Linked DNA regions of Mus musculus: all the other regions are linked to region 5. Evidence: chromatin loops called from intact Hi-C (ENCODE). Cell type or tissue: left cerebral cortex. All regions are shown on one strand. Region 1 has its middle 15 kb from the start of Ddx47. Region 2 holds the start of Ddx47 (DEAD box helicase 47). Region 3 overlaps Fam234b (family with sequence similarity 234, member B). Region 4 overlaps Emp1 (epithelial membrane protein 1). Region 5 overlaps Hebp1 (heme binding protein 1). Region 6 has its middle 21 kb from the start of Ddx47. Region 7 has its middle 22 kb from the start of Gprc5a.

Region 1 (4,000 bases), 120 kb before region 5:
GAGTTGGGCACCCTTGGGGCTCATTTTCTAACCAGTCATGCTTTCCTGATAGGCTTCTCCAACGTGACTGTGGTGGTGACTTTATTTTGCATCAGTGGACAGCTGATGGGTAACATTGTCTCCCTGTGAAGAACTTCAGAAGCAAATTAAAATTGGATTGGGGACGTGTCTGAGGGCTCAATAAAAATCTGGGGAGTGTTCCAGCCTGAACTTCTGCTAAGCAGTGGTTCATGGAGCTGAGATATATGCATAATTTTGGAGAGATTTAAAGAGTGGTTGAGGAAGACGCCAGACGTTGACCTCTGGCTTCTACATATACATGAACACACAGGTGCACACAGGAGAACTAGTACGTCCATATACATAACCCGTTGTGCCAGGCTTGGAGGTGTAGCTCAGTTGTTACTCTGAGGGTCCAAGACTCAACTAGATCATTTTATTATTCTTGGTCTTATAAAAATGCAACAAACACCCCAGAATTTGCCTGACTCTTCACAGATGTCTGGATGAGAGCCAGAGAGCTTTCCAAGTAGCTTCCTGTCTCTGAGCTATCTATCCCCTACATCTGATGCCAGTTGCCAAGTGCCTCAGCTCTGGGAAATGGGACCAGAAAGAACCAGAGGGCAGTGGTGTTGGTTACAGCAAATGAAGGAATCCACCTTATCAGAAGCAGGTGACAAAGCATGAAGAAGGCATGTCCTCAAAAAAGAAATTAGAGACTAGGCTGTGGCAATTCTAATCCAGAGTTCTTGAGGTGAAACCTAGCCTTGGGGCAGATAATAAAAGGGTGTGAGTCACTCTTGGGCTGGAATGACAAGAGACTCAGCCCAAGCACTGGAGATTCAAGGGTGACCCACACCTACATTCTTTATGCCTCACCTGTCTCAAGAATGCACTAAAACTACAGCTAAAAATAACTGCAGAAACTTGAGGTCTGGGAAGTATCGCCAAACAGTCACACCTAAGTAGACAAGAGCTCTGGGCCATGATTGAAGACAAGAACATGCTCAGCTGGAGGCCACACAGTCTGTAGGACCCTCATACCTGTTGATACCGCTGGAGCTTGTCTTAGAGACTTTGTTGCTGTGAGGAGACATCATATAAAAGGAAGCATTTATTGGGGGCTTGCTTATAGTTTCGGGATTATGCCATGATCATCAAGCTAGGGAACATGGCAGTAGCTAAGTGCTTAGATCTGATCCACAAACAGGAGGCAGAACGAAGGAGATTAGGCCTGGAATGGGCGTTCGAAGCCTCCAAGTTTACCTCCAGTGACACACCTGTTGCAACAAGGACACGCCGCCTAATTCTTCCCAAACACCTCCATGCATTGGGGGCCATTCTCAAACCATGGTAGAGCTTTCGTCTGCTTACAGCCATCTGTTCATCTGATACCAGTAATCTCAGATTTTAGGAGGAAGAAGCAGGAAGATCAGGAGTTCAAGGCCAGCATCAGCTGCGTAGGTAGTTTGGAGCCAGCCTGGGCTACGTGGAAACCCCATCTTTTGGAAAACAGAGCCAGTGAGGTGGCTCAGCAGGTAAAGGCACTTGCTACTAAACCTGAGGACCTGAGATTGATCCCCCCAGGACTCATATAATGAGAGAACTGACTCACAGAACTTCCTCTTAATCTCTTAACATCCTGTGATAGTTTCCACCCTACCTCTGATAAATAGATGCAAAAAAATTTTAGGTCAAAAGACCCAAACAAAAGCACATACACAAACCAAAAAAACAAAACCAAATTTGATTCCAAATCTCAGTCCTTATATGATGTGTATGTGTGTCTTTTGTATGCATTTCACATTATACACTCAACAAGCACTTACTGAACGAAAGGAATCAGCCAGTGGTGGCAGTATTGCATTTCCTTAAATGTGCTCCACATAACAAATGAGTGTTATGCCTATAAGCTTTCAGATGCCAACTTAGTTTCCAATGGGCAACCATTAAGAGAGGATAACAGAACATCTTCGTTTTCACCGGTAGATGGCAGAAGGGGGAAATGCTCGCCCTCACTTCCTCTGTGGGAAAAAATAGTTACTAGTGAGCAGTGACTGGGGTGCAGTGCAGAATCAAAGGGCACACAGTGTACTCTTGTGTGGCCTGCAGTGACTAAGGGGTAGCAATCAGGGCAGGTATGAGAAGTACCTATAGGTATCTGAAGGGTGATAGTCTTTAACAGGACTGCCAGGCCAGGCCTGGGGTGTTTCCTCACAGGTAGAGAGCTTGCCTTTTGTGTGCAGGGATCTCTGGGTTACCCAGACTCTAGGACTGGGAGAACTAAATGCTGTATAAAATGCAGCCTTGCTCTGTTCCCTGGTCCCTATCTGTGCTAGCTTTCCATTTGTGCTAAAGTCTCCCCTGCCTATCTAGGTATTGATAGGTCACCAACTCCTGGTTCTCCCCCTCCAGTCTGGAGCCTGGGAATACAGGCATTTCCTTCCCAATGCACAGTGTGTATGAGAGTAAGTTGTTCAGGGTCTTGAATCCTCTTTCACGATATATCCCTCTGTTTTGCTGTACCCTCATCCAGGCCAGTCCATAGCTTTCACTTGTCCATGTTATCTCATGGCTTGGTGCCAGGGAGCTAGTGAGTCACTTATTCTTTTTGTCTTTGGCCCAAAGTGATGGGGACTTGTCCTCCATCCAAAAGAATGATAGCAGCAGTCAGGCATGATGGTCAGCAATATTGGGCTGTGGGCCTGAGGGCATAGCTCAATGGCAAAGGCTGTGTTTACATGCACGTGGCTCTGGGTTTGATTCCTGGCATTAAAAAGAAAATGAGAGGCTGGACAGACGTCTCAGCTGCTGAAGTGCTTGCTGTACAAGTAGGAGGGCCTGAGTTCAGATCCCCGGAACTCATGAACAGTTGGTGTGGTGGCCTGTGCCTGTGATCACAGCACTTGGGAAGGGAGGCTGGACATCTGGGACTCTCTAGCCAGTCAGTGTAGTCAATTGGTGAACTCTAGGTTCAATGAGAAACTCTGTCTCAAAAACAAAAAAATATGGTTGTGGGCTTGTGGGGTGATTTAGTGGGTAAAGGAGCTTTCTGCCAAGCCTAACTATCTGAGCTTGGTCCTTGAGACCCATATGATAGGAAGAGCAATCAAGGAAGACACTGGATGTTGACCTCTGGCCTACACACACACACACACACACACACACACACACACACACACACACACACACGAGTGAGCCTTCCCATGTTCAAAACACATACCCTTATACCCACACACACCATACCACCCCAGAGATAGAGATGAGAGAGAGAGAGAGAGAGAGAGAGAGAGAGAGAGAGAGAGTGTGTTACAGAACAGAGACAAAGTGTTTTATATATATCTTTATAAATTTATAAAAAGTATATATATACAGATATGTGTGTGTACATATATATTATTTTACCTCCCAGCCTTGAACACTGGCTCTTTCCCCTCCATTCTCTGAAGATGAGTCCTCTGGTGACTCTACCTTGCTGCCTGACATCTCAGAAACTCGCCAGTCCAGGCTATTAAACCCAGTGCCACCTTCAAGCCAATGCTCTCCTTGTGATTTTCAGTGAGTCAAGAGAGCAGAGACCATGACAAGTTTTCTTGATTGCCACGTTTTTCTTAACTCAGTCAGGGTTGTTTTAGACACACGATGGCGAACAATGAGGTTGTGGCCAGCCTGCTGGGTCTTGGCACTCTTGGGTCCTGACACCCATCATTTCCCTTGCTGGAGGCCATGACTCAGTTTTTGAGGAAACTTCTGAAAAGCTTGTTTGTGATACTCCTTCTTGGTCACCCCTTATTCTGTGTTTACTTCTTTGAATTTTCCCAAGGAGATTCAAGAATCATATAGGGAGCCGAGAGTTGCCGCTAATAGAGTTGAACCAAGGCTTCTGTTGGCGTTTGTTGGTTTTCGTGGATTTCAGAGGATGAGGGTTCAGGGAGTGGGTGGAGAGCTCAGTCCTTTAATCCCAGTACTCAGAAAGCCAAGGCAAGAGGAGTGTGTGTAG
Region 2 (4,000 bases), 130 kb before region 5:
CCAGGCATGGTGGTGCACACTTGTCCTCTCTGCCTTTGGAAGGTGGAGGCAGGAGGATCAAGAGCTTAAGGTCAGCCTCTGATACACAGGGAATTTGAGGCAGAACATACTGTGCTACATGAGATGCTGGAGAAAATAAAATAAAATAAAATAAAATAAAGTAAAATAAAATAAATAGAAGGTAGTTACAGGAAGGGCAAAATAGAGAGCCAGAATGCCTTTGGCTTTCTGCCAGCCAACCGTGTGCTATGACTGTCTGGTAGAATCCATGTTGGGATGGCCTATTTTATACAGAAGGCGCTTTCCTTTTTTTAACTTGGAGTGAAATGTAAGAAAAACAAACAAACCAAACCAAAGGACGCAGACTATTCTTCAGGAATGTGCGGAGAAAAAAACCCATCACTTTCTAAAGCAGTGGTTCTCAACCCTATGTCTCTGGGTTGAACGACCTTCTCACAGGGGTCACGTATCAGATATCCTGCATATCAGATATCCTGCATATCAGATATCCTGCATATCAGATATCCTGCATATCAGATATCCTGCATATCAGATATTTACAATTCATAACAGTAGTGAAATTACAGTTATGAAGTAGCAATGAAATAGTTTTATGTTTTGGGGTTACCACAACAGGAGGAACTGTATTAAAGGGTCGTAGCATCAGGAAGGCTGAGAACCACTGATAAAGAAACAGTCAGAGAAATCCCTCTGGTCTGCCATGGTTTCCAACCCCAACGCTTTGCTGAGTTTCACTTCACCCAGGTGGCACATACTTAACATCCATTTTGTCTCTAGAGTCAGGGAAACAAAGACCGCCTCTTGTCTCTGAGGCAGTCTCCTTTCCCAGTTTCTTTTCTGAAGACCAGCATCATGGTGAATGAGAGCAATGGTTTTTGTTTGTTTTTCCAGACAGGGTTTTTCTGTATAGCCCTGGGTGTCCTGGAACTCACTCTGTAGACCAGGGTAGCCTTGAACTCAGAGATTTGCCTGCCCCTGCCTCCCAAGCTCTGTGATTAAGGGAGTGTACCACCATAGTCCCCTCCCTTGGCTTTTTCTATTTATTCTTTTATCTTCTGTCATTTTGTTTCTGAATTCCGACTTGTGCATTTTATCTTAATTCCCCTCCCTCCACAGGCAATCATCACAAACCTCTTCAAGTGTAGTTTCTGCTTCTCTGTGTTTTAGTAGAAGGTTGTTACATCCATCCATACACACTTGTAATATAACACACATATAATATATATTTGAAACAGGGTCTTACCAAGTAACCCTGACTGTTCTGGAACTTGCTATGTAGACCGGGCAGGCCTCCACTTCACAGAGATTCACCTGCCTCTGTCTCCTGAGTGATGGGATTAAAGGCATGGGCCACCACTCCCAATCTTAGTTATATTATATTTAAATCTATGGCCTTTCCCACAACAGCCTCAGGACTTGGAGCCCTAAATACTCTTAAGGGTATGTTTGACATGCGCTGCGCACATTTTAACAACACACTCTGCCAGAGAAAGGGATACCACGAAGAAAAGCATAGCAGATTGTCTCTAATGCCTCAGTTTCAGAAAGTGTGCCCCACACATTGAGAATGCCAATGCCTCCCCACTAGGGTACACTTGCAGGCACAGGGCATGTAACATACATTGTACCTCACTAGCTTAAGTGGTGGCAGTTCAGATATCTCACGGGTCTCAGGAATTTTGTATTCACAGATCTGCCAGTTTTTTGTTTGTTTGTTTGTTTTTTCGAGACAGGGTTTCAGAAATCTGCCTGCCTCTGCCTCCCAAGCGCTGGGATTAAAGGCGTGTGCCACCACGCTCGGCTCAGATCTGCCAGTCTTGAATAGGTGTCCCCTGAACTCAGAACGGCCTTTCTGGTATCAGTAAGGTCCCAGCTCAAATATCACTGCCTCAGAGACACCTTCTCAGTCTTGCAGCAATCCTGACAATTCTTTCTCCCAAAGCTTTGCTCCCCTATTTTTATGTAGCACTTTTCATAATTCAAAGTGGCCCATTATTACCTATGTATTGTTTGCCTTCTCTTTGCAGTGGAAGTTGATACTGTCCTGCTCTATCATTAGACACCTAGCACAGTCCAAGCATATGGCAGGCTGTCAGTTGTCAAATATATGAAGTAATGAATAAATAGTATCGTGATGTCCATGTGTTTACATTTCTATAGTTAGAAAAGTGATAAGCCAAAGGGAAGACAGCCAAGGCCCTGGAAGGCCGAAGTTGCAGAATGAAATCCTGCCTCAAGAAACCAATTTAAAAAAATAAAAAATAGGGCAGATACCCAAAGGGCAGCAAGAAGGGATCGTCTCAGTTCCTTAGGCACACAGGCTTCCAGCCATTGCTGTTCTTCCAAGTCCCTCCTGTGTGGGGCGCTGCCACGCCAGACCCGCCAGCAGGAGGCGTTCAGAACCTACACTCTAGGAAAGTAATCGCCTACATTTCCCAGCACGCCTTGCGCCTCGGCCCCACTTCCGGAGCCCACGAGCAAGATGGCGGCGGACGAGGAACCCGATTCCCCCTCTGGAGCCCTTCAGACAGCTGCGGAAGAGGAGGAAACGAAAACATTTAAAGACCTGGTGAGAATGGGTGATGCTGGTATTTATTTTGTGATGTTGGCGTTTAGGCTCACCCAGGGTTTGGGTACTTCATATCCCAGCCGGTGGTGTGTAAAAACACCTTGGGGCCTAGCTCATGCTATCTTCAGGCTGTCAGAAACTCGGGGTCTCTTCACGCTCCCTCGGGTGCATTTGCCTTGTAGGATGCCGCTGGGTCGTGAGAGCCCCCGTTTGTTTTTCTCCCCAGTTACTGTAGAGCCTTATGTTATCTAGGGTCACGCGTGACCTCCTTACAAGAGGCAAGTTGTTATGGTGTGCGCCTCACTTTATACACGTGAGGCACTTGGTAGAATAATAGCTAGCCACTGGTCGGAACTGATTTGACGGGTTAAATGAGATAATACATGCAAAGAGTTGACAGCAGCCCCTGGTGAAGAGAAATTGTCTCAAGGCGCTGTCCCATAGTGTTCATATAAAGCAGGGTCTGAGATGTACAGTTATGTAAAGTGCAAAGGGCTACGTATCACCAGGAGGATGGCTCTGATAAAGGTGAGGATGTATTCTTTGCTAAAGTATGGTTTTCTGAATTCAAAGGGTGTTACGGATGTATTGTGTGAAGCTTGTGACCAGTTGGGATGGGCAAAGCCCACCAAGATCCAGATCGAAGCTATTCCTTTGGCCTTGCAAGGTAGGTTGGAATTAAATATGCAGGCTAGTACAGAGCCAGTGTGGCATTATATTCAGTTTTTGTGTTGCTTCTAAGAGCTATTGCTGTCAAATTCCAAGTGAAATAAAGATATAATCTCTCCCTGGGTATGGCAGGACTACTTGAGTTCTTAACACCGAGGAGGCAGAGACCTTGCTTCAAATAAATATAAAGCCAGGTGTGATCACGGTGGCACAAGCCTGTACCATTTGGGAGGTAGACACTGACGTTAATGAATGGTGGGACGACAGTTTTAAACCCCTAGAGCACTCTACTGTCTGAATTTGCATGGCAGATCCTGACTGTTAGCTCTAAGAGATGAGAATTAAGAATCCATACAATGGACCATCAAGAGACCCATAATTAGCCTCCAAACGATGACACCATTGCATACACTAGCAAGCGTTTGGTGCAAGGACCGTGATATAGCCGTCTCTTGTGAGACTATGCCGGGGCCTAGCAAACACATAGGTGGATGCTCAGAGTCAGCTATTGGATGGATCACAGGACCCCCAATGGAGGAGCTAGAGAAAGTATACAAGGAGCTAAAGAGATCTGCAACCCTGTAGGTGCAACATTATGAACTAACCAGTACCCCGGAGCTCTTGACTCTAGCTGCATATGTATCAAAAGATGCCGTAGTCGGCCATCACTGGAAAGAGAGGCCCACTGGACAGGCAAACTTTATATGCCCCAGTACAGGGGAACGCCAGGGCCAAAAAATG
Region 3 (4,000 bases), 88 kb after region 5:
TCTTCAGTTGAGTCAGTCTGGTCCCCTGAGGGACTGTCAGGTGTTTCCAGTATTTACCCCGGTGCTTGCCACCGTCATCAAACACAGGTCTTTGTACAAGCCAGGCAAGACCACTGTGGGGTTGGTTATGCCTCAGCCCCTTGCAGTTAGTCTGGCATCCAAGGAAAGGAAATATATTTGGCTACCGTTGAGAAATAGCGTTTCTCTCTGCAGAGCCTCACCTGCTGTAAGGATGAATGAATGGGAATCCCAGCTCTGCCATAGGTTGCAGATAGGCGTCTCCACAGACTTCCTCCTCTCTCCTCTCTGCATTCTATCCCCTGCCTCCCTCCTTTCTGCTTACATGTGCAAGCATTCTCTCCCTTACCCCCCCTCCTCCTTCTCCGCTCTTCCTTCCCCTCCTCCTTCCTCTGCTCCCCTCCACCTCCCTCCCTCCCTCCCTCCCTCCCTTCCTCCCTCCCTCCCTCCCTCCCTCCCTCCCTCCCTCCCTCCCTCCCTCTCTTCCTTCCTCTCCTCCTTCCCCTGCTCCCCTCCACCTCCCTTCCTCCTCCTTGTCTTCCCCTCCCTCCCTCCCTCCCTCCCTCCCTCCCTCCCTCCCTCCCTCCCTCCCTCCCTTCCTCCCTCCTTGCCCATTTCCCTTTCTCACCCCTTCATTTTTCCCTTCTCTTTCTCCCTTATATATTGTTGGCTATGGATAATGGTTTAGAGTCAGGAATAAACCTGCGCTTTGGCTTCTGTGAAATCGTATGGTCCCTGTAGCTGGGAACAGGAGAGGGTCTGGCCGGAACTTTGCTCCACTCCTTCCCCTGACAGTGTCCTGTGTTCCCAGTGTAGTCACCATGTTTTCCTTTTCTGTGACTGTTGCCAGGACGACAGCTCAGGAGCGGAGCCTCCTGGCCTTTACCACCTTTACCTCCTGCACCCAGCCTTCCCCTCCATCCTCCTGGACCTGAGCAACACCACTGGCATAGTGACAGCTTCGGAGGGTGAGTCCCTGTGACACAAGAGTGTCCTGGCTGAGTGATACCCTTGCTCACCAAGGGAAGGATAAAGGCATTTCAGGAGGCAGTAGCATCATTTCCCGTGGTGTCCCTGGAACCAGGGCACTGCTGGGGAGCTTTCTCGGAGTTCTGGGGTGAGAATACATATTCTGTGGATGTGCTGAGAGCTGAGGGGAAGTGTACCCTCATTCCAGGACTCCGCTGTGTGCCAGGCGTCTGTAGGGGTTTAGGATTGGCAGTTAACTGTATGGGCTATAATGGAGAAATGTTACTTCTAGGGAATTGATTTAGCTATTACTTCTGTGAATATTAAACACATTGTGTCAAAATCTGAGTCAACAGAAGAACCAAGCAGAGGAGAGTTATCGCCCGTAACCTGACCACTCTGAACGCTGGGGAGTCTTCTTCTTCATGTGCATCTAAGTAAACTCTAAAGCGGACTAGAGAGCATATCCTAGAATTACTCCATTCAGGGACCCACAGCCCTGGAAACTGAGCCACTACTGTCTGCTAGTCTCAGCTGGGCAAGGAGGGAGACCAGTCTAGCCACAGCTCCCTGCTGTCTTTCTCTTCCAGCTGGGGAGGGGACAGTTAGACAGGTCTCATATAGACCAGGCTGACCTCAAACTGGCTCTGTAGTTGAGGATGGCCTTGAACCCTCGACCCTCCTGCCTTTATCTCCCAAGTGCTTGATTGCAGGTATGCACCCTTACACCTGACTCCTCTGTGCCTTTCCACACTGTTGCCTCTGGTAGACTTGCTCCTTGTAGTGCTTCGCCTTGAAGTGAAGCAGTACTGCCTGTCCTCTATGCCCTGAGCTTCGTGGGACAGAAAAGCTGATCTGGAATGTGCAGGCTGTCAACTGGTTAGGAAGTGGGTGGGCGTCAGCTTGTGGAACCATGTAAGAGATATAAATAAGCTGGTTTGCATCTTCTGCATAAAGCATGGTAAATAAGAATCCCACGGGCTGGGGATGTAGCACACTTGGCAGAGTGCTTGCCTAGCAATGCAAGGGGCCCAGGGTTTGATCCCACCACTGGGGAGGTAGAGGCAGGAGAACTCATTTCTCCTTGGCTACAGAGCCAGTTCAAGGCTGCTTTCCAAGCTAGGACAATACTGGTCATCTATGTGTCCTCCAGAGTAAAGCACCATGGTTACCCGAAACCCTGGGCAGAGGAGGAGAGGAGAGTGGCTCCAGAGGAAGAGACAGAGTGAGCCGAAGCAACGGGGTGGAGGAACGCTGGCTGGGTTTGAAGCTCACAGTGACAGCGTGTTAAGGGGAGGTGCCAGTGAGCCTGAATAAAGTGAATAAAGCTCTGTATGGAAAAAAGAACCTCATGTCCCTTTCAGACAAGCACGGCTGATTCCTATTTTAAAGACAAGGCAGGGAGTCGAGTGTAGGACCTTGTGCCTGTCATATAAATGCTCGTGATGATGACCTGCACTGCTGGACGGAACCACTCCTCTCTCGCTAACCGCTTCTTGTCTTTGTCCTTCCTCAGTTGGAATCAACGACATCTGGAAAGATGCCTTTTATGTCACCAGGACAACAGGGATGAGCCCTGAAGGACACCCTACCTCTCTGGTGGTCAGCAAGCTTAGCCTGCGCTGGGCACTCATGGAAGGCCAGATGGTCCAGCTGAAGGAGACCACCCCTAAAATTGGCCGTGGGGAACTGCGAAGATTCCTGTCTAGGATAAAGTTTGTTGATTCTCCCTACCAGGTAACTAGATTTTACTTTTTAGTTAAAAATAAAATTCTTTTTTTAAAATCACATCTATGTGTAAGGCTCACACATATCCTGACACATGTTTAGTGATCAGTGGACAGTTCTAGAAATTAGTTTTCTTCTGTGTAGGATGTTCAGGTATTTAGAAATGTAGCATTGTGTGTGTGTGTGTGTGTTTTTCCATCCCAATGACTGGATGGGGTAGATCTTCCTGGTAGGGTACCAATGATGTTCAAGTCTATGCAACTTTGGTTTACAGAAACTATATACTACACAGTTACCTTGCTGAGAACACCAGCCCTTTCCCTTAAAAAAATATCTGGGACAAGTTTAAAGTTGAAGAGCTTGGTCATTGAGAAGGACCAAGTCCCTGGGACTCACAAACTGTTGGAACTAAACCACAAGACCGGGAAAGGAAGAAACATTCCCATGTTTAGATTTCCCATTGCTTTGGAAATCCCATTTAAAGAGGGTAATAATGGCCCCTTCCCTACAGATCTAGTGCAACGGAATTCTCCGGATTCAGAACAACTTGACGGACTGGCTCCTGTCTCTCCTGCATCAGTTCTCTTGAGAGAGGATGACTTCAGGGTTGTGCAGCACTTGGGATCACTGTCCTGCGGCAGCGTGTTGAAGCTGAGATGTAGCATGGTCCGCTTAGCTGGGGAACCTCACGACCTTTCCGTCCCCACGCTAACCCCTTCTCCCGAGAACTCTGTGTGGATACTTTGGAAATGTGAATCTTATAGCTGTTTTAATTTTTTTTTGTACCTTTAATTTATAAACCCTTGTGGGGAAAGCCAGTGACCTACAAGCAGGATATATGTTGTTTTGCCTTAGGCCCTGTGTGTCTCTCTGTGTATGTGTGTGTGTCTCTGTATGTGTGTGTGTGCCCAGTGTTGTAACAATTATTCTTGAGATATGCCCCAAGCTTCAGGGATTCCGTTTCCTGTCCTGGTGAAGTTCATCTGGCTTGGCCATCTTGATGCGGCTGGATGGCCTATCTCTGGTCCTGAGGGTCGCGCACCACTGTTTTCCCTCTGCCCGCCTATACTGTGGTTCCTTTCCACAGCAGTGAGGAACACTGGAGGTTGTGCTGGGGGCTCGTTATCCTGTGTGCTCATCTGTCTGTCTCCTAGACTCTCCACCCGCAGAGTGCAGACACGCTTCTATCACAGAGAGAGCAAGGGTGCCTCGGACCAGGGCCTTGTGCCAAGCCCTTAGAGCTTTGATGGCTCTGCAGCTGTGATCTTTGATTCTGCAGCAATGG
Region 4 (4,000 bases), 230 kb after region 5:
TAAGTCAACTTCTAACTCAAAAAACAAAACAGTAAAACAAATCCTTTTCTCCACACATGAAAGCCAAGGGGGAAGTTACGGAGGTAGGCGAGAACCACAGAAAAGCAGCAGTGAACTTGAAAGTTGGGAGAGAGGATTCACAGGCTCTCCCCAGAGGCAGCAGGAAAATGGCATCGGGTTTTGCCATTCACAGTTAAATTGAGAACATTCTCTGCCTGCCTCCCTCACCGTTGGAGGGAAGCAGCCAGTGGGGAAGAGGATTTTTTTTGGAGAGTAGAAACCAGTGTGTACAAAGAGCCAAGAACCCAGGCGTGCAGTAGATCACGTTTGGTTTTGAGTAGCTAATGAGAAAGCGAGAGGAGATAAAAGACACGCAGAATGTCAGAATAATGATAGTATCGGTGTTCTAATAAATACCTAGTGTAGCTTGAAAGTGGCTTAGGCACAGACAAAGCATCAATTAAATCAGGTGGAGGGGGGTGGGGAACAAGCAATTGCAGGATGCACACAGCATCTCCTCTATGGTTGGTGCATCCTCACACACTCCCTGCCTAGAGGGTGAATACCTCCCCCACCTCCAAGTCCTTTCCCTTTGATGTCTCTCTGAGCTGACTCTGCATCTGTCATAGGTGTGACACAGAGGGTATGCACGGCTGCCCCATGTGTGCCCTCTTACGCTTCCTTTAGCTTCTAGATTTTATGATCAGTGGTCTCTGTTGAGATTGTGGCTGAGAACTTTTGTTTATCCATGCACATTGTTAATTTATATTAGTTCAACTCTTCCGAAGGGTGATTCATACATCTGTTTGTCTTTGGGGATGGGTCTTGAATGACTGAAGTTGCATAAACACCACACACCAGCAAAAAGCACATCTGGTGTTATCTCAAGCTTTACACTTCTGGAGCCCCAGAGCTGTCATGTTGAACCGCAGGAAATCTAACATCGCCCTAGACCCATAACAGCATCCCCACCAAGAGGCACGCAGGGCCAAAGGCTCAGGTGTTGCAAATATTAGTCTGGAATGCTAAATCAGTAAGTGGCCGGGCCATTACCCAGTAATTAGGTTGTCACACTATTGGGTGCCAAAGAGCACTGTAATAACAGAAGTTGTGTCTCTCTTATTTTACGTCTCATCCGGGATCAAATTAGTAGCCAATTTGCTCTATGGCCGTTGAGTAATAGTGGCGTGTGCTGCAGAACTCATTGTTTCTATTCAGTTTGCTGGGTGAGCATTTTGCTGGAGCACTGATGCTTTCCTCATGCAAATGGAAACCGGGCATGCATGCTGCTGCAGAGTTCTGGAGGTGACAAAAATCTTCCAAAAACTCAAAGCCTGACATTTTTGGCCTGTCAATCACAAACAAAACATTAGCAGCTGCTATAAAGCATACCATGCGCTTCTTAATATAATGAATATTATATTCTGTAATTATACTCATTATATCTGTAGAATATTCATTATATTAAAGAGATGAATCTATAAACATGTGGGAGCAAAACAGAAGTACTTGTCTATACACAGATGAGTAAGCATTTGGGTATGTGTATCAATCAGGTTTTAGAACATTTTGATGTAATTTTAAATTTTAAAAATTGTCACACTTTCTTGTGTCAACAGAGATCCTGAAATGAGAAGGTGGGATGCGTCTTACTGACTGTGACAATAACCTTTCTGTCTCCCCCGTCTTTTGTTTTCAGAATTCTCTACTCAGAAGTCACCAAAAAGCCAAGATGTTGGTGCTACTGGCTGGTCTCTTTGTGGTCCACATTGCCACTGCCATTATGCTGTTTGTCTCCACCATTGCCAACGTGAGTCCCAGCCCCCTGTTTCCTCATCCCAGGAAGGATCTTAGGAATAGTTTGGTAAAAGGTTAAAAAACAAACAAACAAAAACGGGAGCTGGGAGTGTTAAATCACAGAGCAGAGAACTTCTTGAATAGCTGTGAGGGGAAAACAAACAAACAAACAAACAAACAAACAAACAAACACATACTCATAGATCGGGAAGAAATAACCAAAGTGTAAAAGGCGAGAGTCCACAAGTGATTCCTCTAGGGGTGTTGGGAGGTTCAGCTTTGAGAAGAATCCTCTCCACGGGAGGTGGACACTGAGGTGCGTTTGGAGGATGGGCGTGTCTCCTCTAGAGGAGGAAGTAGAAGAAAATAGAAGTGCAGTTCAGGCAGAAGGGCAAAGACGCCCTCGTGGGACAGACTCTCCCTGTGCTCAGGTTAACAATATCTGCTCATGCGCTAGATCGCAGATTCCTGATAGATAGATAGACATCAGAGAATAAGGACACTGCTTTGGTTATGAGGTTGACAAATTCAAGTTTTGTGTGGAAATAGGTGTGTGAAATGGAATTTGGTAGGATTAACTTGGTGTCCCGTGAATCAAATAAAACGATCTTCTACGGAGATCGCTAGTCTGTCTTTGCTCTCGGAACCCGGGGCTACTCTGACCCCTAGTGGTCATTTTTAGCACCCACTTTGTATTGTCTTAGACAAAATGAGCCAGTTTCTTGAACTTAGAAGTCAAGGCAGCCAGCTAGCCCATTGTGATGGTAGGATTTGCATGAAGAAGGCAGAGGCAAGAGAGAGGACCATGAGTTTGAGGCCAGCCAGAGCTACACATTTTGCCGGGTGTGTTGGCTTCCGCCTTTAGTACCACTTGGGAGGCAGTGAGTAAAGGTCAGCCGGGTCTATGTAGCAAGTTTCAGTATAGCCAGAAAACTACAGAGAGAAACCCTGCTCGAAAGAAAAAAAAAACCCAAAAATCCAAAAACCCCAAACCAACCAAAACAACAACAACAACCAACAACATTAAAGTTAAGACAGCCAATCATTAGACACACAAACAGTGCTCCAGGGTGGACTACAGTCCTTGCTGTGGTTAAAGGGTGAATAAGGTTTGCTTTGTTTTGTTTTCCAGATAGAGTTCATTTGTGTAGCCCTGGCTGTCCTGGAACTCACTATGTAGACCAGACTGGCTTGGATCTTAAGAGATCTGCCTGCCTCAGCTTCCCAAGTGCTGGTATTAAAGGCGGGTTCCTCTGTTGATTGACAAGGGTGAATAGGTCTTAAAGTCCAGACAGAAGGGGTTTTGCAAACATCAGAGTGTAAATACAAGCTAGGCCAGTTTAAGTGTTATGAAATAGGACATAACCCCTGCCCAACCTGTCTCCTGTAGGCTTGTAATTTGGCCATTCTATAAGCAGACTCCTAATCCTCACAGGATAACAGTGTGGTGGTAAACGTCAAACTGTATTAAGAGCTACCATGTGCTTCCTATTCACCCAGTACCAGCTCTGATGTGGGGGCTGAGAGATCAGGTGATTAGGTATGCTAGGGATTCCTGTTTCAGCACGGTTTGCGCATGTGTAGACAGAATTATCTTCTGTTCCAGAAGGGAATTGTTTTTCTTGGTCCAGGCAAGAAGGGATGGAGAACCTGGGGATGTGCATTTTGGCCACACCTTGTGCTTTTAGCTGCCTCTGCCTTGGAGCCCTTGATGCTGCATTTTGACATGGAATGACTTTGCATGTTCTAATGGTCTGCATCTGACCCTTCTGTATAGAGGAAGGTTGCCTGTGGGCCCCAGGTTCATTCTTGTCTCCGCAGTAGTCCTCTGTTTCTTTGTTGTTTCCAGCTGGACGTTTTCCCTTATCTTTTTTTTTGTTGTTGTTGTTCTTTAAAGATTTATTTTTAAAAGTATGTCTATGTGTGTGGATATGCACATACAAGTGCCAGTGAAGAAGATGTTGGATTCCCTGAGGCTGGAGTTACACATGGTTGTGAGTCTCCTAGTGGAGGCGCTGAGACCCGCACTCTAGTCCTCTTGTAAGAACTATAAATGTTCTTAATTGCTAAGCCGTTTTAAGATCCCCAGACATTTTTGTTTCTGTTTTTGCGTTTTGAGACGGAGTCTCATGTAGTCTACATTGGTCTCAAAGTTGCTATCTGAGTGGAAGCTTTAATTCCGGAGCCTCCTGAGTTATTTACA
Region 5 (4,000 bases):
GGCCTCTGCATCAGCTCCTGCCTCCAGGTTCCTGCCCTGCTTGAGTTCCTGTTCTGACTTCCTTCAATGATGGACTACAATGCAGAAGCTTAAACCAAAGACACCTTTCCCTCCCCAACTTGGTTTCAGTCACGGTGTTTCATCACAGCAACGGTAACCCCAACTAAGACACCAGGCAACTTTAGATTGTGCCAAGCTGAGAAAACTAACCGGCTACACACACAGCAGCTATGCACCAAACTAGAGTAACTGCCCATCTCAATTCCACAGGGAAGATGGCGTCTCATTGATGTCTACTGAACAAGTGCAAGAGCTGACTGGGTGGAACATCCTTGAGCACAGAGCCCAGAGCTATAAGAGGGTAGAGAACCTCTGCTCTGTGGTGTCCTGGCCACCAGCGTTAGTGGTCATGTCCAGCATACCGAGATTATATGGGCAGATGGAAATACAACATACCTGGAGATGAGTGGGCATTTACATATATGATCCTATCTCATCCTTATGACAAACTAGGCATTGTTATCTCTGTCTCACAGACATGGAAGCCGTATGAGTCATATGCCATCAAGTTGACTGTCATGGCCCTGGCTCTCAGCTCCCTCTCTCTTCATTGTTTGGTTTGCTTGGGAGCAAATCAAAGACCCTGCACATTCGAAGTAAGCTCTCTGTCTCTGAGCCACGCCCCTTGCCCTTCCACCTTCTAGTCTTTCCTTTTTTTATTTTTGGAGATAGTGTCTCATTCTGTAGCCCAGGCTGGACTGATACACATACTACGAGCTTACTATAGGAAGCCCTAGCTGGCTTCAGATTCATGGCGGATCTCCTGCCTCTGGATCCTTACTGCTGAGTTACCAGCACGAGGCACCATCCCTGGCTTCGACTCTTCCTTCCACAAACATGTCATTACATTAAAACGGCAGCGGTCTCCCTTAAATCACTCAGTCTCGACGATCTATTGCCAGTCTCTGCTGAGAATCCAGTTGTGGGGGCTGAGTTCTCACCTCGGTGGGCAAAAGAAGGACAGTCATTTGGAAGATCACCTCGAGCCTTAGTGTAAGGAAAATCCTATTCCCCAAGGTATTCACATAGGGCCTGTGAGATGGCACAGCTGGTAAAGGTGCTTGCTGCCAAGCCAGAAGACCTGAGTTTAAGCCCCGGTACTCACATGATGGGAAGAGAGAACCATTTCCTAAAAGTTGAATTCTGACCCCATCATGTACACACCAAATAAATGTGTGTGTGTATGTATATGTATATGTATATGTATATGTATATGTATATGTATATGTATATGATGTATACATACATATACAGTGGAGCATAGTTTTAATCCCAGCAGAGCTCTTGTATATTCCAGGTCAGCCTGGCCTACACAGTGAGTTTCAGGCTAGCCAGGGCTACATAGTAAGATCCTGTCTCAAACAACGACTTAAAACAACAACAGTAGCAGCAGCAGCAGCAGCAGCAACAACAACATGACCTATTCAGGTAGTGTTATCTTTTTTTCCCTAAGGCATTTTATTTATCTAAACAGTCCTGCTAATTAATGTACAATCTCTCTGTAGACATCTCTTAGGCTGCAGAAAAAGAATTTATCCATCAAGCATTCTCACTGTATTCCTTGAAATACAGATCCCTTCTGTTACCAACCTTGTTTTCAATGACACTCAGGAGCCAAGTGCTGTAACTGCACATTTGACTTGTGGTGACACCGTGTGGCCAACCCGGGGAATAAGCTCAAGGGAAGTTAGGATGAGATGTTCAGTTATAAAACATTCACCCACGGAGCAAGGCTGAATAAAGACAGTATTTGGTTCTTCTACATTTTGTTTGTGTTTGTTCTTGTCAAGGCTTCCCTATGTGCCCAGGCTAGCCTCAAATTCACCATCTTCCTAGTCTAGCTCCCCGTGTGCTAGGCTTGTAGATGTGTAGATGTGTGTGTATTTAGATTTCATCAAATGGTTCCTCCGTTCCCTTCCCCATCCCTTCCTCCCACCCTTTCTTCCATGGATTCACTTTATGTGTGTGTTACGTGTAGTGTGTATATATGCTCCCTGTGTGCTCATGCATGTATATAGTGGTGTGCACGCATGCATGTGTGAAGACCAGAGGTTGACACTGGTGTCTTCCTTATTTCTCTCCATCTTATTTTTTGCGATGTCTCTCACTATACCCAGGGCTCGCTGATTTTGCTATACTGCCTGGCCAATGGGCCCCCGTCTTCCTGTCTCTGCTTCCCTGACACTGGGATCGGCCATGCAGATTGCTGCACCTGGCCTTTTCTTTTTCACATACTGCTGAGGATCCACACTCAGGTCCTCTGGTTTACAAGGCTATCCACTGACCCGTCTCTCTAGCCCCTTAGTCGATCCTTTAACATTTATTTATTAATGAATGTTGTGCATGTGTGTGTGCACGCTTGCATGTGCCATGGTGCACATGTGAAGGCCAGAGGACAACCTGGGGAACTGGTTCTCTCCCTCCATTTTGTGGAGGCAGGGGTCTCTCGTTTGTGCTACTTCACTGTGTACCCCAGGCTGGACTATGAGCTTCCAGATGATTCTCCTGTCCCCAGCTCCATCTCACCACTGGGGGCTGAGAACACAGATACATGATCTGCATCTGTGTTTTTATGTGGATTCTGGGAACTGAACTTAGGTTCCCAGGCTTGTGTGGCTAACGCTTATAGCTACTGAGCCATCTCTCTGGTCCTAATCTACCCTTTATTGAGGTGTCCTTTTTCATCATAAAGAACCAGGTCTTAGAGGAATGGTTAACTCTAGCTTGAGAGCAGGAAATGTTAAGATGTGTTTGAAAATAAGGAAGATGCCAAAGCAGGCGAGAGGTGTGTCAACAGATTGAGAGATCAATGGGAAACCAATGTGGCTCCTACTGGTCCTAAATGGCACAATATGTGCATCAGAGAGAATAAAAACCTCAGATCCTGGTTCACTAGTGCTCACCTGTAATCCCAGATCTCAGAGGGTGGAGGCATGGGGACCATGCTACACAGTGAGTGTGAGGCCAGGGTGGGATTCTGAGACCCTGTCTCGAAAAGGGAGGAAGGGGCTGGGGAAATGACTTGGTGCAAAAGTAAAAGTGCATGCGTGTGATCCTGCGTTTGAACTTGGAGTACCCACAATAAAAGCCAGACACATAGGCAAAGCATCTGTAATGTCAGCACTCTATTGGGGTGATAGGAAGTGGAGATGGGAGACAGCGGACAAGGAACAGAGGGTCTGTCTCAAACAAAGAGACCACAGAGGCCTAGCACCCAAAGCTGCCCTCTGACCTTCACACCCTCTTCATGGCATACCCAGACCTGTATTTATAACCGCACCACATAAATAGATTTTCTTAAGGCCAAGAAAAGATAAATGGAAGAACAAAATAACAACAACAAAACCCAAAGAACAAGCTCGAAACAGTGCAATGCAGCCAGCATATTCAGAGTCGTGCTTCTGTTGATAGTAAAAAACAAACCAAAACACCTAAACCAAGCAAGCAACCAACCATAAACAAAACCAAAACCAAACCAAAGCAAAACAAGCCAGAGAGGAAGATCGCCGCCTTTGGAAGACACCAAGGGAAGAAACCAATAATCCTAAAAACTAGCAGAGGAAAAGAGCCATGCCTCCTGCTCTCTCTGTGTGCTTCTACCTTTGTAAAACTGAGAGAAGAGGCGAGATTTGTGTTTGTTGAAGTATGCCAACTGATGAAGGATGATGCAAACACAGAGGACACTATCATTTGATGAGCTCCCATGAGACAGGCACGTAAGCAGGAACATCCTCAGCTTACCAGCCAACTCCACAGGAGCAGAGCTTAGCAGACGCAGAAGCCCCTACCAGGCCTCAGCGCCAAGAGACACAGGAGTCCCTAGTGGGACTCAACAGCAAGGAAAGATTCTTGGTTCAAACCTGAAAGCCTCAGTCTGAATGCATCTCTAGTACCAAACACAGGCTACAGGCAACACAGGGGCAAAGGACGTGTTAGTGTG
Region 6 (4,000 bases), 110 kb before region 5:
GTAATAACTACAATAAATATGTAGGAATAGGGAGTGTGTGAAAATGTTGAGAGACGTAACTCAGTGGTAAAGCTAGCATGGTGAAGCCCTGTGTCCGATCCCTAGTGCTGAAAATCAAAGTTACACTGAGGGCTGGAGAGATGCCTCAGCAGGTAGGAACAATGACTGCCCTTCCAGAGGACCTGGGTTCACTTCCCAACATCCACACGGTGGGGCACAACTGACTGTAAGTCCAGCCCCAGGGGATCCGACCCATCCGATGCTCTCTTCTGGCCTCTATGGCCACCAGGCATGCATGTGGTGCACATATGTACACACAGGAAAATACCCATATACATTAAACAAGAAATAGTTACACTGAATAGGGATGGAGGCCAGAGAGAAAATCTGGACACAGCCATTTACTTATATGCTTGTTTGCATATTTATTGAGACGGGGTCTCATCTCTCGTAGCCCAGGCTCACCTTGGAACTCTTTATGAAGACATAGATGGCCTTGGGTTCACAATTCTTCAGCCCCTTTGATTCTGGGAGGCCGGGGGCCGGGGAGTGTGCCACCACATCCAGCAGACAAGTCTTTTAAACGATTCGTGTTATATTTCGTTCTGAGGTTAAGTTTAATTCTAATGAGGCTTTATAGTTTATAAATTACAGACTCGAGGGCTGGTGAGATAGCTCAGTGGGTAAAAGTGCTTGCTGAGGACCCCTGACAATTTGAGTTCAATCCCTGTGTTCCTTCTGTGGAGGGAGAGAACCAATCCCTGCTTGTAGGAGACACTGAGGCTCAAACTCAAAAAATCGGGCTTGGCAGGCACCGTTACCTGCTGAGCCACTTTGCTGCCTCCTGTCAGGGTTTTTGATTTTAGCCATTTTCATTGTAGATTTTTTTTTTCTCATGGGAAATTAATCTGCCTTTTCATCTCTCCTCTTCTCTTTTTTTATTACATAACTTCTTAAATATTTACTGAGGGTTCAAGTACATACATGAACTACACATATTAAATATGTACAGTTTGATGCATATGTGATGTGCTTATGCACCTAAGACCCTCTTTCCATGCTGAGAAGCTGAGCCATCCCCCCAAATGATTCTTTCTGTTCCTTTTAACACCTTCCTCCTTCCTTTCTCGATCCCACTTCTTCCTGGGAAACCTCGATCTGCTCATGCAGAGACTGACTGGTTGCCTTTTATGTTTACCTTTAACCTGATATTTAGGTGAGGATGACCTTGACCTCTGACCCTCCTCCCACATTTTTGCAACAACAGATGCCCATCACGACACCTGGCTTGACAGGCTTGTCAACTTAGCATGTGAGTTTGCATCCTCAGAGTGTTATTAAGTGGTGGGATTATATGGCATATATGTTTAAATAATTAACTAAGGTTATTATTCTGAGTTTCCCCCATGCTGTGAACACTAAGCGTTTATTCCTAGTCAGGTCTAGTGATACAGGACTGTAATCTTGGTTACTCAAGAGGTGGAGGCAGTAGGCTTGCAAGTGCAAAGGCTTAATCAGGCACCATTTCAAAAATAATAAACAAGTAAATCAACCAAAAATGTGTAGCACACGCCTTTAATCCTAGCAGGCTGAGGCAAGCAAATCTCTATGAATTTGGGACTAGCCTGGTCTATCTAATGAGCTCCAGGGCATAGCGAAACTCTGTCACAAACAAACAAACAAAAACAAAAACTGAAAAGAAGAAAGAGCCTGCTTTGGTCTCCTTTCTTGCTACCCACTCTTACCATGACAACAAAGCTTAAGGGATGTCCCGCATGCCATATTTTTTGCAAGATGATCTCCTTGGCCCATTCCATAATTCTACCTTTGCTGCCAGTCTAAACCACCCACCCTGGAGAACTTCCCTGATAAGGAGACTGTAATTAGAAGTGATAAGCTGTTTCCTCTGGAGTCAGTGGGGTTAATCTCTGCACACCTTACAGCCTTCTTTACATCTCACTCCTTGAAGTCCAAGCCTGATGCAGGACAGAGTGGATGACATCCAACCAGAATGCATGAGAATGTGTGTAAGTGTGTGCATGTGTACTTGTGTGCAAGTGTATGTGTAACTGTGTGCATGTGCGCACGTATGTGCATTCATGTATATGAGGCCGTGTACATGTACGTGTTGTGGCACAAATCTAAGAACAAGTTTTAGGGATCTGTTGTCTCCTTTTACCTTGGATTCTGAGGGATCCAACTCCAGTTGTAAGGCTTGGTCAGCAACTGCTTTTACTCCCTGAGTTGTGCTGAGCCCCAACCCCACTCCAGTTTTACCACTCAGCTGGTACTATCACTTCTTAAAATTTCCTCCTTTCCATTTTCTGTGTAGTTCTCAGACAGACTGGCCTGCTACTTATAGAGATCTGCTCGCCTCTATCTCCTGGATACAGGGCTTAACGGCATAAACCACCATGCCCAGCACACTCTTTAAAAGACGAAATCAAACTCACTTGATAGTTTCAGTGAAATTGGCAGCCTCTCCCTCTCCACTCACTGTAAACTGGAGACTTGAGGGGATTGAAGTTCGGCCTGGATTTGCTGTCTGCCTGTACCACGTGACCCTCTGGCTTTCCCTTGGAATTGCTCTCTACAATAAAGTTACAATGCCCGTTTCTATCGTCAAACTTTGCCAGCCCGAAGTCCAGTGGCTTGGCTCCATCTCCCTTTTATCCTTGGGTTTTGAGTCCGCTCTGAGATGAGGATGCATCCTGTAAGGTGGAAGCCAAAATAAATGCCATGGGGCCACATGGAGCGTTCCCAATTTAACTTTTATCCCGTGCCAAAATGCACAAAATATTGAACAAAGCACAGAGGTAAGACAGAGTCACTAGCTTCTGGGTGCAATGGAGTTCAGAGCCCAAAAACCCTGGGGAAGGTGCCGCCTAGAACCTGTCTGACTTCATTGCTGTGGCTCTTAGGGGGCTAATGTGGTCAGCAACCACATCCATAGTTCACATTATGAAAATGGGCCTCCCACCCTCCCTCCCCATTCCTCTCCCCCCTTTTCTTTCTTTTATTGAAGATGGATCAAATTCAATGCCTTCTCTCTCTCCCTCTCCCTCCCCCTCTCCTCCCCCTCCCCTCCCCCTTTTTACGGAAGCTGGCATTACAGCCAGTTGTGAATTACCATTTGGCTGCTGGGAATTGAACCCAGGTCCTCTTTAAGAGAATAAAGTCCTCTTAATCACTTTAAGAGAATAAAGTCCTCTTAATCACTGAGACCCCAGCCCCCACCTTTAAATCAAGATCATGATACCGGTGAACTGCTATTTAGGATATTAAATTTGGAAACCCAGACTCTGCTAAGTTTATAATAAAAATTCACATGCTAAACTTGAATGTAAGCTGGCCATAGTGATCCATACCTGTAATCCCAGCACTAGGGAGGCTGAGGACAGGAAGACGGCAAGTTTGAGACTAGCCTGGTCTATATGGTAAGACCCTGACTCTCAAAAAGACAACAGCAAAAAGCCTACAACCCACAAAACTGACTCAAGATGGTAGAACTCTACAAAGAGCAGATGGTTTATTGATTGGTGATTGATTGTTTGATTGATAGTATCTTGCAATGTACCTGAGGATGGCCTCAAAACTTGAGGCAGCAATCCCGCTTCAACCTCGGACTACGCATGCGCACCATCATGCCTGGCTTCCTGCAGACTCGTTGCCTTTGGGGTCTGCCATTTTTGTAAGGCACATCGCTGCACACAGTCAGCCCGATACTTAGGTTAGGTAATAGCTCCAGCAGACGTAGGGCTGAATTTAGGTTGAGATTATGTCTAACTTGAAGAAGGAAGAAGCTAAAACAGTGAAGATAAAAACCATACGTATGGAATGAGATCATCATGGAGGCTCGAGCATTCTGGGATGTGTCTTTAGACTTGACCATCGGCCGAGACAAACTTAAACACAGAAGGCTGCTATATCCAAGCCTGCCACGTTGTGCAGAGACAGAACCCATTGTATCAACAAAGGTCTTTCTGATAAATGCCTTTGT
Region 7 (4,000 bases), 57 kb before region 5:
CTCCAGAAGAGGGAGTCAGATCTTGTTGGGGATGGTTGTGAGCCACCATGTGGTTGCTGGGATTTGAACTCTGGACCTTCGGAAGAGCAACCGGGTGCTCTTACCCACTGAGCCATCTCACCAGCCCAGATTCAATCAATTATTATCATGGCAGAGAAACATGGCAGTGTGCAGGCAGACATGGTGCTGGAGAACAAGCTGAGAGTTTTACATCTCCATCCGGAGGCAGCAGGAGATGGTCTGCCACACTGGCTGTAGCTTGAGCATAGGTGACTTCAAAGCCTACCCCCACAGCAAAACACTTCCTCCAAGGCCTTGCTTACTGCAACAGGGCCACACCTCCTAATAGTGCCACTCCCTATGGCCAAGTATTTAAACACATGATGTTCCTAGCCAGGCATGGTGGCTCTCACTTTTCTAATGCTCTGGAGGCTGAGGTAGGGAGACTACCATGATTTTAAGACCCAGCTTAGGCTACAGTGTAAGGACCCTGTGCCATGACTCCTCACTAAATGTATATTCATGTTTTAATCTCACAACACAAAAATCAACACAATGGAGCTCTGAATTCAAAAGGTGTGGATCTTCCTCTGCACCATCAAGCCAGCAGTATCACAGTGGAAGCCCGGGAAGTGACCTGTGATTTAACTCAAATCTTACACCATCTACCTGGAGACAATATCACATCCCATGGATTGAGAGAGCCCAGAATTCCAAACGGATCACCATCACTTGTTTATCAGTCTGGTCCCTGGGTGCTAGATCTGTGTTTCTAATTTCTCTGCTATAAACTGGGTGTTCTCACCCTTTCCTGTCAGGACTGACTCCCAGGAGTCGGGGAAATGTCTCTGCATTTGTTATAAAGGCTGCTGCAAAGGATACAGATGAGATCTACAGGCTAGCCATGGGAGAAGCTTCTGACCTTATGACTCTATGTGCACCATCCACCAGGGCAGGCCAAGCACGTAGCCTCCTGAAGCGTTTTGGATTGTGTCTGAGTTTGTATGGAGTTGGTGTGCCTAGCAGGACTGCAGATAGATGTGTGTGTGTATGTGTGTGTGTGTGTGTGTGAGAGAGAGAGAGAGACAGAGACAGAGACAGAGACAGAGAGAGACAGACAGAGACAGAGAGACAGACCCTGCAAGGCTTGTGTATTCCTCTCTCTCTCTGGCCCAAGATGACTTGGAATTCACCATGTAGCCCACGTTGGCTTGTGGCCATCCTGCCTCAGTCTGCTAACTGGGAATTAAGGTCATCGTGACTAGCAACTTCCGGGCTCTTAGGTCTTCCGTTCTTCGTTCTTCACTGGAAGGTATCAGATTACCTCTGGATAAGGAGACTGAAGACCTGCTACCTGCTCCTCCTTTTTGGGGATAGTGTTTAGCTCTGTATGGGGGCCTCAAACTCAAGGGGATATGCTTGCCTCTGTCTCCTGAACTCTGGGACTAAAGGTATGTCTCTTGAGACAAAGTCTCATGGAGCCTAGGGTGGCCTCCAACCCTATGAAGCTGAGGCTGGTATGGCCATTCTGCTCCCACCTCCCCTGAAGGGCATAGAATGTTCTGGGCCCATCTTGTCGTTAAGGGAGGAGCCTTGCCAGGGTTTCTTTCTTTTTTTTTTTTTCTTTTTTTTTTAAGATTTATTTATTTATTATATGTAAGTACACTGTAGCTGTCTTCAGACACACCAGAAGAGGGAGTCAGATCTCGTTACGGATGGTTGTGAGCCACCATGTGGTTGCTGGGATTTGAACTCTGGACCTTCGGAAGAGCAGTCGGGTGCTCTAACCCACTGAGCCATCTCACCAGCCCGTTGCCAGGGTTTCTATACCTATGGCTGTTGAGACACCGAGGAGGACCTGGGAATGGCACCATCTCTGTCTCTGGAGAGCTTTGGCCAAGAGATTAAATGGTCCCCCAAGTGGAAAGATGGTCACAACATTCTGAGTGCGTGCCCTTTCTGGTAACAGAAGACTGCCTCTGCAAAGTGCTGGTCTTTCCCATGGCCCGTTGTCACTTCTGTTCATTTATAAGCTCTTTGCGTCAAGGGCTAGAAGTTCCACGTTTGAGAATTACTATACGGAAGAGGACTTCAATCTCATCTCCGCCCATAGGAAAGTAGAATGCGAAGACTCAGTCCAGGCTGGCCCTTGGCCAGTGTCAGTTGATTGATGTCTGGAGGCAAAGTGCCACTCTTTGAACTAAACGGTTAATGATGAATCAATGCGCAAGCCCAGCAGCCTTCTCTCTTTTTTTTAATCACGTGTGAAATAGACTTAGGGTCCCACCTTTCCGAACCAAAGTTGCCATACCCGGCTTCTCCACTAGATGGCAGGAAGACCTCAGCGTTCAACCCTGGGGAGCCTAAATACAGCATCTCCTGGCTTAAGGCCCCATTCTGGTTGAGGGCACAAGATTGTGAGCAGGACCGAGGGAGGCGTGCCTCAGAGCTGCCCCTTCCCCTAACCTTTAAAGCCACTTCCCGTCTCCTTTGCCCTTATTTTTTTTGTGTGTGAACTTCTCCAAGGTTTCCCAGCCCGTTTGCACGCAACCTGGCATCATTACATGTAACGTCTCACGGACTGATCTTATGAATGTCATCTGGTATTTATGTGGTGAGAACATTGGCTCTCGGTCAAAACCAGAAGTACAAGCTGGCCCTGGAGATCCAGGAGCCCCCTCCGCCCTCCCACTCGCTCCGTGTTTCCTTCCGTTCTGGGCTTACTGTTGCTGAGCACTGAATGCCCTGTTGGGCTTTTTTGATTTCCTGACTACTTTCTTTTGTTGCTGCCAGGGTTTTGCATGGTCACTGATATCCCAGCCTCAGCCTCAAATGGAGCGTTGCTTCAGAAAATCCTAACTGTTTACCTCTGAGCACCGGGGAATCTGGACTTTAGCTTGTAGGTTGCTGTCTTTGTGTGTTAAACATTTTAACTAATTAATTAATCAATCAATTAATTAATCAATCAATTAATTAACTAATTAATTAATTATGTGTGGGTTCCTGTGCATGTGTGTAGAGGTCACTTCTCTCTTCCCACCACACAGGTTCTAGAGACTGAAGTCAGGCCCAGACTTGCATCTCTCCCTGCTGAGCTATTGCCTGTTTCCTTTTCTTTTCCTTCTTTTACATGAAAGGTTTTATTATATGCGTGCTTTTATCTGTGTACGTGTATCACATGTATGCCCTCAGGGAAAGAAAGGGACCGGTCCTTTAGGGGTGAATTACAACCAGTTGTAAGCTGCCTTGTGAATGCTGGGAACGGAACTCAGGTCTTCTGTGAGAATAGCCAGTGTTCTTAGCTCTTGAGCCCCCCCCCCCTCTCTCTGACAGGATCTTATATAGCTTGTGTTAGCCTCAAAGTCACTTTGTAGGCAAGGTCCTTCTACCTCCGCCTCCCAAGAAGTAGGACCACAGGTGTATATAGCACCATGTCTGGCTTGCTTTTGGAATGTGTGTGTGTGTGTGTGTGTGTGAACCTCTACCTATATGCATGTATGGAGGTCAGAAGGAGACACTGAGTGTTTCTGTTCTATCACCCTCTGCCTTATTTCTTGGAGACAGGGTCTCTCACTGTAGCTAGAGCTAGGCTAGCAAGCCCTGGCGATCTTCCCTGACAAGGCAGAGGCTACAGGTACATGTGTAACCACAATGTTTTACTTGGGTCTTGGGTATTTGAACATAAGTTCTCATGCTTGCATAGCAAGCATACTTACTTACTGAGCCAGGTGTGAGGCAGGGTTTGATGCTGTATCCCAGGCTAGCCTGGTACTACATATCCCAGGCTGGCCTTTCACTCTCAGGACTCCTGTTCCGGCCTCCCAGGTATCCCTTACAGGCCTGCATCTGCATGTCTGGCTCTAGAACCCTTTGTCTTCAGGGCAGATAATGCTTTGGCCTCCCTGGATTCTGCTGATGTTCCATAGATGGCTGGGTTTGGGTAGCAAGTCACTGGTGCCTGACCCTGCAACTCCCCAAATACCTACAGAGTTGCCCATTC

What was found. Hi-C counts contacts between places; a loop is a spot of excess contacts. Peaks named below come from ENCODE experiments on the same cell type or tissue, not always from the same donor. Only the 100,000 strongest peaks of a DNase experiment are listed, where the experiment ranks them.
Region 1: a loop joins it to region 5, with 8 times the contacts of the local background. A loop is called at or near these places in 23 of 42 quality-filtered maps.
Region 2: it touches region 5 in a loop (4-fold over the local background); 22 of 42 quality-filtered maps call a loop at or near these places.
Region 3: a loop joins it to region 5, with 2.4 times the contacts of the local background. A loop is called at or near these places in 20 of 42 quality-filtered maps.
Region 4: a loop joins it to region 5, with 5 times the contacts of the local background. A loop is called at or near these places in 30 of 42 quality-filtered maps.
Region 6: it touches region 5 in a loop (3-fold over the local background); 22 of 42 quality-filtered maps call a loop at or near these places.
Region 7: a loop joins it to region 5, with 9 times the contacts of the local background. A loop is called at or near these places in 31 of 42 quality-filtered maps.

Annotation. Positions count from the first base shown.
Region 1 is chr6:135,024,398-135,028,397 of GRCm38, forward strand. No RefSeq gene overlaps it. Among named protein-coding and RNA genes, the nearest start is that of Ddx47, 15 kb to the left of the region's middle. In left cerebral cortex, a CTCF peak has its summit at 1,970 (motif pointing right); DNase peaks (open chromatin) are centred at 510 and 1,929.
Region 2 is chr6:135,009,139-135,013,138 of GRCm38, forward strand. It overlaps Ddx47 (DEAD box helicase 47), which reads left to right and starts at 2,474. Exons shown (of 12, transcript NM_026360.3): 1 at 2,474-2,590; 2 at 3,164-3,257. The coding sequence starts at 2,504. In left cerebral cortex, a CTCF peak has its summit at 2,393 (motif pointing right); a DNase peak (open chromatin) is centred at 2,428; H3K4me3 peaks cover 1,252 bases; H3K27ac peaks cover 637 bases.
Region 3 is chr6:135,230,753-135,234,752 of GRCm38, forward strand. Fam234b (family with sequence similarity 234, member B) reads left to right here. Exons shown (of 13, transcript NM_028982.4): 11 at 869-986; 12 at 2,504-2,724; 13 at 3,227-4,000. The coding sequence ends at 3,232. Among named protein-coding and RNA genes, the nearest start is that of Gsg1, 22 kb to the right of the region's middle. In left cerebral cortex, no CTCF peak of the experiment used is centred here; DNase peaks (open chromatin) are centred at 1,893 and 2,210; H3K27ac peaks cover 1,630 bases.
Region 4 is chr6:135,375,479-135,379,478 of GRCm38, forward strand. It overlaps Emp1 (epithelial membrane protein 1), which reads left to right. Exons shown (of 5, transcript NM_010128.4): 2 at 1,700-1,810. The coding sequence starts at 1,733. Among named protein-coding and RNA genes, the nearest start is that of Emp1, 15 kb to the left of the region's middle. In left cerebral cortex, a CTCF peak has its summit at 2,465 (motif pointing left); a DNase peak (open chromatin) is centred at 2,461; H3K4me3 peaks cover 304 bases.
Region 5 is chr6:135,143,011-135,147,010 of GRCm38, forward strand. The region is part of intron 3 of Hebp1 (heme binding protein 1); the gene reads right to left. Among named protein-coding and RNA genes, the nearest start is that of Gm22881, 3.6 kb to the right of the region's middle. In left cerebral cortex, a CTCF peak has its summit at 1,717 (motif pointing left); a DNase peak (open chromatin) is centred at 1,727; H3K27ac peaks cover 519 bases.
Region 6 is chr6:135,030,457-135,034,456 of GRCm38, forward strand. No RefSeq gene overlaps it. Among named protein-coding and RNA genes, the nearest start is that of Ddx47, 21 kb to the left of the region's middle. In left cerebral cortex, no CTCF peak of the experiment used is centred here; no DNase peak of the experiment used is centred here.
Region 7 is chr6:135,085,594-135,089,593 of GRCm38, forward strand. No RefSeq gene overlaps it. Among named protein-coding and RNA genes, the nearest start is that of Gprc5a, 22 kb to the left of the region's middle. In left cerebral cortex, a CTCF peak has its summit at 2,322 (motif pointing right); DNase peaks (open chromatin) are centred at 2,331 and 2,605; H3K4me3 peaks cover 247 bases.